Regions from separate parts of the Homo sapiens genome. Here region 2 is linked to region 1. A link is an interaction called in ENCODE POLR2A ChIA-PET data of the cell type or tissue named here. Cell type or tissue: Panc1. All regions are shown on one strand.

Region 1 (4,000 bases):
GGAGACTCCTGCATTGGCTTCTCTCAGTGGCACCTCGGGGTTTCCGCCAGAGTTGCTGGGTTGCCTAATTACCTCCAATATTTTTTCCTCTTAGAACAATAAAACTGGTTTTAAAATCTCTTGTCAAGTTTTGAATCAGCGCTTTTTCACTGTTGTTCCTAATTGTGCATGGCGAGGCAGCAGCCAGGGCTGCTCAGGAGCCGTGAACTAGGCAGCAACTTCAAGTTAAAACCACCATTTAGGTAAGGTGAAGGAGGAAGTCAGGGTTATGATTCTGTCTCTGTGTAACAACTTCGGGGCAAGCTCCCTGAATGCAGAGGCAAAGCTGAGCAAGCCAGGGAAAGGGCCTGAGTTATGCACAAAAATCTGCCATTGGGAACTGAAGGTGAGGGGCCTGCATGTGGCTCCCGCAGCTCCCTGGAGCCTGGCTTCCTTCTTTCTCTGGCCTTTACAAGAGGCCCCTCCCCTCCACTCTCCCAGCTACACTCTGGAGGGCTTTTGGGGCACTTTTAGTCTCTGTAAATTCTACACGAACACAAAGCACTGCAAACTCAAAGCTTTGGGATCAGAAGGGAACGATCCCTTCTCCTGCCCCTCAAGACTACAGCCAGGCACCAGCAGGCCTTCATTATGGCAGTCCTGGTCAGGTGATCCAGCTAACCAGGACCTTCACAGTCAAGATCAGTAAAAACCAAATGTCTCTAGAAAAGAGGGTTGTGCAACCTGTGGTGACTCCTACCATAGTGCTGCTTTTGCTCAAACCTCATTCCCCTGTGGCAACTGTAACCATACATGCCAGACTTTCCAGAACTGTCCTGATTTTACATGTTTGTCCTCGAGTTTCTGGAAGCACACAGGTACCTGCCAGGGACTGTGCCCTAATCTTTTGGTTTGACAAACGGTCACTGTGCCCATGACACACACCTGGCACAAGGCTGCAAAACAGCATTTTTCCTCCAGGTGAAGCTCAGATACTTGGCTGGAAAGGCCAGGCATTGGAGAAACTCCAGTGCACTGGAATCATCAGTACCTGCCACTCTGAGCAGAGAGGCTGCCCATGCCCAGCATAAGGTGGTACCACCTAGCCACACAGCAACGTAGCTGGGCTGAGTGCTCCCCATGAGCGTCTTCTGCCTAGGACAGGGAGTTATCAGGTTGAGATTTAGAATGTGAAAACGATGGCCCTGCACAAATCCAATACACGCCTTTTTTACTGTGTTTTAAATCTCTCTATACAATTATACCCCTGTAAGGCCCTCAACAAGACACTGTTTGCCTTCTTTCCATACTTGCAGGCTTGGCTCCCTTCCTGCAAGGCAGCATGGCAAATGGGAGGATCCCTGCTCTGGTCTGTGCCACAGTCCCTGCTAAGAAAGTGGGCCTAGGGTTCCTATGGAGAAGGAGGAGTCACTCCTCTGCCCCTCCCAGACCCAGACCACCAGCACAGACAAAAGTGCTACCACTTGCACGTTTCCTCTTTGCCCAGCACAATAAAGGAATTAGGACCTACCACCTACTAAGTTTCTGCAGCTGACACTTCCAGGCTTAAAGTCTAGCACGCCAGCTCAGTCACACATGGTCTGACGAGTCCTCTTTGCAACTCAGCCCCAACCCAGCCACCCGTGCAATTTTGCTAATTCAAACAGCTTTCCCGTTTAGAGAGGTTGATAGCCATCTCCCATCTCCTTTTCCTACTGACGTCATCCCACATTTTCTCCGGAGACAAATAAGGGTAGAGTTCCTGGGATAGTTTTCAGGCTGCCTAAGATAGGAGTGCAGTGGCCTCCCGAGTCCACCCCACATCTCAGGCTTTGGACAAGTCGTCAAAAGTGAGAGGGAGGTAATGAAATAAATCACCTAGCTAGGGTTAAAGGGCAAAAAGAATTTGGAGACTGCAGCTCAGACCCAGATCTATCCTGGGCATTTGCAGTGCAAAGCTGCGTTTTCTTCGCCACTACCGAGGTCTTGCACAATAGCCTGTGTATAAACATCCACGCCAACAATGCCTGACTGTGCAATCACGCTGTAATTACAGGCCGGCAGGAAGCTGCTGCTAGGAACTGCACCATTCAACCTCTAGGACACCCCATCTCGAGTCTCCACGGCTCGGACGCACTTTCCTGCACACACCAACGTGTCCCCGCCGCCGCCGCTACAGTTGCAGTCTCGCCACTGGCCCGGGCCGCCAGCCCCTAGTTACTCTGCAGGAATGTCCCAAACTTCTCAGCTGTTCTTTAAAAAACCCTGCGCCACGAGGCTACCGAGGGCGACGGGAACCACCGTCAAAGTTCCTGCAGCACATTCCTGCAGCCCTTGCAGTTTTAGGAAACAGAAAAGAACGAGATGCCACAGAGTCCGCTGGAAGCGGGTTTCTGAGTTTTATATAGAAAACACTCACATATGTACGTGGGTGTGCTGACAGTTTTTATGGCTAAATTGCAAAGTGTTAGGCCTTAGCGATCACTGTCAGGTTTGGGACATGGTTGGGAAGGGTAAAGGGGGAGTCAGGAGCGATTCATTTCAAGGGGGCTTGGGGACAATTCCGGTTTGGTTTTCTGAAAATGCGTAGGGTTGTTTTCCCAAACTTCCGAGCTACTCTGCTCTTCGTCCCAGGAAGGCCAAGCAAATAAAAGTCCGGGGAAAGTTCCTTTAACTTCCTTCCTGCGCCCTCGACAAGGGCTGCGAAGAGGAAGAGGTCATTTCCCAGGGAAGCACCGGGCAGGGGCCGAGAGCTGCGCCCAGCCTGCAGGGATGGAGGCGCTGGGCGGAGGGCTGGCTGCAGACGTAGGCCCCGGAAAGCCCCTTCCCCCCACCCTACCTCAGGCCAACGGCGCCTGGAGCTGGCCCCGCTGCAGCCCTTGCTGTTTGAAGTCCCGCGGCAAAGCGGCGACAACACCGGCGCAGCCCGGCGCCCCGACCCCGGCCGCCGAGCTCCCTCCCTGCAGCACCCCGGCACCCCAGCGCCCGGCCCAACCCGGCCCGCCACATCCGCGCCCGCGCGGCCCAGCCCGAGCCCCGGAACGATTCCGAGCCCCACGCCGGCGCCCGGTGGCGGGAGGGGGCGCCGAGCCCGCGGCTTACCTGCGTGCTGGATCCCCGGGCTGCTCGGAGGGGTGCGGGGCGCAGGCGAGTGCGGCCCGCAGACTCTAACTTTGTTGCTCTCGGGACGGCGCAGTCGTCACTTCCTCGCGGAGCGGGCGGTGCGGCCCGGGCTGTGCGGCCCGGGCTGTGACCCAGCGGCTCGCGCGGTGGCGCGCAGGGCCCTGCAGCCAGCCGCCCCGCCCGCGCCCCCGGCTCCGCGCGCCCCTGGCCCCAGGCGCCGTCTCCCCACTCTGCGCGCCCTCGGCTGCGGGGTAGCGGGCAGCCCTGCGCTGCCGGCCGCCTAGCCTGCACCCCCCGCCCTGGGAGGGAAGCCTCGCTCCAGCCGCGTCGTTTCCGCGCCGAAGTGCGATCCGGGGCCCCGCGCTGGAGTCCCCTGCTCTCAGGCTGGTCTGGAAGGTGGTGGTGGGGTTCAGGGTCCCCGGAAAGCTGGGGTTCCAGGGTAAACACCAGTACACAAACAAAGCGGTGGGGGAGGGGAAAGAAAAAGTTTTTCCGTTTGGTGTTGGGGCTAAAAGGGTCATGTCAGAAAGCAGTGTGCTCTATGTGTTCTTAATGCCTAAAGTGGGCCTTAAAACAAGGGTCCCTGTCCCCACGTTCTCTCTAAAAGTCTGCATGATGTCCCTCGTCATTTCTACGGGTTATAAGTGAGCAAGACGTTTACCACGTATCACACTTCTGGGGGCTATTTCAACGCCCAAGCTGGGGCTGCAGAATGGTTTCTGTTCTAATCCTCCCCCGCGATTTCCACCTCTTTACACTCAACTCACAGAAAATAGAGTCTGATGCATTCTGTGTTTCATCACCGGTCAAAAGTGACTTTGAGGGTAGGGTGGAGGCCTGAGAAGGGCAGCTTCAGGCAATAGTAATCCTGAAATTTATCATTGCTCAAAATAAATGT
Region 2 (4,000 bases), 83 kb after region 1:
CATGATGTCTTTCTACTTATTTGGGTGTTCATTAATTTCTTTCTGTCTTTAAAAAAAAAAGATTTTAGGGGAGGAAAAATGATGGAACAACTAGGATTATAATATAAATTGAATTAATGATCTTCACTTCGAACACTCCCAACTTCAAAGCAAAAACAAAAACCAAAAAACCTCTTTTTCCTCCAGGGAAGTAAATATTTTGTCTACTTACTCATTTCATGCTAGAAAGCACAGTCTTGAGAATTTTGCCTCTACCAGGTCCTGTGGATCCCACCTCCTAAATACCTCTCAATTCAGTCCATGTCTTAGTAATTCCAGGGAAGTCTACCTAGTCTGAATCACCGTTGTTTCTTTCCTAATGGGGTAGGTACCCTTGCATACACACTTTGCCCCTTTAAGCCATTTTTCACACTGCAGCCAGAATGCCAGAGTGATTCTTCTTATAACAGCAACTAATTGTGTCACCTTGCTTAAAGTGGTTTAATGGCTTCCCATTAGTTTTGGAATTGAGACCAATCAGCCTTGACATGGTCTAAGAAGCTACATAACCTGGGCTAGGCACGGTGGCTCACGCTTGTAATCCTAGCACTTTGGGAGGCCGAGGTGGGTGGATAACCTGAGGTCAGGAGTTTGACACCAGCCTGGCCAACATAGTGAAACCCCGTCTCTACTAAAAATACAAAAAAATTAGCCAGGCGTGGTGGCACATGCCTGTAGTCCCAGCTACTTGGGAGGCTGAGGCAGGAAAATCACTTGAGCCCGGGAGGCCGAGGTTGCAGTGAGCCGAGATCACGCCACTGCACTCCAGCCTGGGCAACAGAGCAAGACTCTGTCTCAAAAAAAAAAAGAAGCTACATAACCTGACTCCTTTACCTGTCCAGGCTCAGAGAAGCCTGCCAATTACCCTCACACTGTTGCCTCAGTGGATGTCTGTCTTTTGTAACACATCAGTGCCCCCTTCTGCTTAATCTTTGTATGAATCATGTTTTTAATTTAGTGTATTTTAGGATGTTTTGACATCTTAGGGGGCTTGTGAATCCTAGAGTAACTGTCCCTGGCAGGATTTGCTTATTTTTAGAGATAACAACTTGCATTTGAGTCTTGCCATTCATATACAAACCAACCAATCCAAAGCCCATATCCCTAAACTCCTCCTCTATCTAACTCACACTCCCCTGCCTTAAATCACCTCAGGGCCAGATGCTGCACAACTTAAGAACCACCCCTGTATATCAGAGCCCTCTGACATTATTAAAGCTGTCATGTAATATACTCAAGGTTACCTACCCTGCCTTGCCCGTTCTTTCCTGTGGAAACCAAAGATACTTCTTCCTTAAAAAAAAAAAAGAAGACTCTGGGCCATGCTCTTCCTTGCTCCTTTGCCCTCTTGACCAACTCTTGTGCTTCCCCATGCGACCCTTCTTGGCATATTGTGCCCTCCCCTCTCGGCAACTGTAAGAAATTCTTCTTTCAAGGCAGTTGTCTTCGTATCTATCATTTTACCATACCTGGTTAAAACAGAGTCCCAGGTACATATTAAAGCAAGCCTTCATACATGTTGGCCCTCTATCTAAAAGCCTCTTCCCACTCCTTTCCCTTTACCTGGTAATCCCTGTTATTCCCTAGATGCCTGCTTTAAAGAGATTTCCTTTGGTAAATCACCCTGAACCCTCAGACTAGTCCAGACCTCTCTTTGATATTTTCCTCTTGACATTCAGCATTTATCCCAATTGAAAGTAATAATTACATTTGTGTAGTTATTAGATTATCTGTCTTCCTTAGTAAAAAGTAAGCTTATGGGCTGGGTGCCATGGCTCATACTTATAATCCCAGCACACTGGGAGGCTGAGGCAGGAGGATCACTTGACCCCAGGAGTTTGAAACCATCCTGGGCAACACAGAAAGATGCCATCAATACCAAAAAAAGGAAATTAGGTGAGTGTTAAGGTGCACCAGCCACTCTGGAGGCTGAGGCGGGAGGATCACTTGAGCCCGGGAGGTGGGAGGATCACTTGAGCCCGGGAAGTGGGAGGATCACTTGAGCCCAGGAGGTCGAAGCTGTAGTGAGCTGTGATCATGCCACTGCACTCCAGCCTGGGCAACAGAGTGAGACCGTGCCTCAAAAAAAAAAAAAAAAGTTTATGAAAACAAAGTTCGTATTTATCACTGTATCTCCAGTGACTAGCATAATGTTTATTAAATGTTAATTGCATAAAGGAAGGAAGAAAAATCACTTTGGGATACTTTCACTAGACATTCTCTATGCCTCATTCCTTTAAAAAAAATAATCAGGCTGGGCGAGGTGGCTCATGCTGGTAATCCCAGCATTTTGGGAGGCTGAGGCGGGCGGATCACTTGAGGTCAGGAGTTTGAGACCAGCCTGGCCAACATGGTGAAACACCGTCTCTACGAAAACTACAAAAATTAGCCAGGCGTGGTGGCATGTGCCTGTTATCTCAGCTACTCAGGACGCTGAGGCAGGAGAATCGCTTGAGCCGGGGAGGCGGAGGTTGCATTGAGCTGAGATTGTGCCATTCCACTGCACTCCAGCTTGAGTGACAGAGACTCCGTCTCAGAGAGAAAAAAAAAAAAGAATCAGCTGGGCATGGTGGCTTGGGCCTGTAATTCCAGCTACTTGGGAGACTTGAGGTGGGAGGATGGCTTGAAGCCATGAGTTCAAGTCCAGCTTGGGCAGCAACGCAAGACCCCAACTCTAAAAAATAGAAAAATCTTAAGCAACCTTTTTTTTTTTTTTTTTTGAGATAGAGTCTTGCTCTGTGCAGTGGCACAATCTTGGCTTACTGCCACCTCTGCCTCCCGGGTTCAAGTGATTCTCCTGCCTCAGCCTTCTGAATAGCTGGGATTACAGATGCCTGCCACCACGCCCAGCTAATTTTTGTATTTTTTAGTAGAGATGGGGTTTCGCCATGTTGGCCAGGCTGGTCTCAAACTCCTGACCTCAGGTGATCTGCCCGCCTTGGCCTCCCAGAGTGCTGGGATTACAGACATGAGCCACCACACCAGACCTCTTAAGCAGCTTTAAAAGGGAAAAGGGAGTCTAACAAACATTAAATAATTGAGATTTTATATCATTCCAAATTCACAACTAAAATTAATCATTATGTGTACACAGTATTTTACATGATTATCCTTAATGTGCATATACAACTTGGCTTTCATATTCTTTTTATTCTTTTTAAAATTTTTATTTTCATTTGACAGAGAGGAGTGTCTTACTGTGTTGGCCAGTCTGGTCTCAAAGTCCTGGCCTCAAGCGATCCTCCTGCCTCAGCCTCCCAAAGTGGTGGGTTTACAGATGTGCTTTCATATTCTTTAAGTGACTTTATATGGAAAAACTAGTTCAAATATTATTATTTTAGTGGTTAATAACATTCTGTTCTGTTGACATCATTTGTTTAGCTATAGGGAATTACTTGTGTGATATTGTGATTTATAATAGGAAATATTTGGTCTTCTTGCTCTTTGCTGGCACACAATTCCTAAAGCCCTTGGAATCTCCAAGGTGTCTTTTTGTATTCTAATGAGATGACAAGTGGTTGGGAGCTCCTGGATAGCCTCAGGATGGGGGCTGGTTACCAAGGCAACCAACCATATGATCAGAGGGTTGGAACTTTTATTCCTACCACCTTACCTCCAGGTAGGGGACAGCAGGTGAAGGTTGAGTTTATCACCAATGGCCAGTGGTTTAATCAATCATGTCTATATAATGACGCCTTCATCAAAACCCAAAAGGACCTGATTGAGGAGTTTCCAAATAGCTGAACACATGGTGATTCCTGTAGGGTGGTGCACCTGGAGAGGGTGTGGAAACTCCACGCCTTTTCCCATATAACTTACCCCATGCATCTCTTCTATTTGGCTGTTCATCTTTTTTTTTTTTTTTTTTTTTTTTTTAATTTTTGTTCTTTTTTTGTCTTTTTAAAAAATTTTTATTATTTTTATTTGGCTATTCATCTATATCCTTTGTAATATCCTTTAT

The links. Peaks named below come from ENCODE experiments on the same cell type or tissue, not always from the same donor. Only the 100,000 strongest peaks of a DNase experiment are listed, where the experiment ranks them.
Region 2: POLR2A ChIA-PET joins it to region 1 with 6 read pairs; 21 of 35 experiments call an interaction of 5 or more read pairs at or near these places.

What each region holds. Positions count from the first base shown.
Region 1 is chr14:73,784,021-73,788,020 of GRCh38, forward strand. MIDEAS-AS1 (MIDEAS antisense RNA 1) reads left to right here and starts at 3,340. Exons shown (of 3, transcript NR_109995.1): 1 at 3,340-3,489. It also overlaps a transcript of MIDEAS not described here. RefSeq lists silencers at 2,785-3,374, 3,425-3,474, 3,555-3,614 and an enhancer at 3,965-4,000. In Panc1, no CTCF peak of the experiment used is centred here; DNase peaks (open chromatin) are centred at 1,701 and 2,001; H3K4me3 peaks cover 3,802 bases; H3K27ac peaks cover 3,701 bases.
Region 2 is chr14:73,867,453-73,871,452 of GRCh38, forward strand. All of the region lies in intron 3 of PTGR2 (prostaglandin reductase 2), which reads left to right. Among named protein-coding and RNA genes, the nearest start is that of ZNF410, 17 kb to the right of the region's middle. In Panc1, no CTCF peak of the experiment used is centred here; no DNase peak of the experiment used is centred here.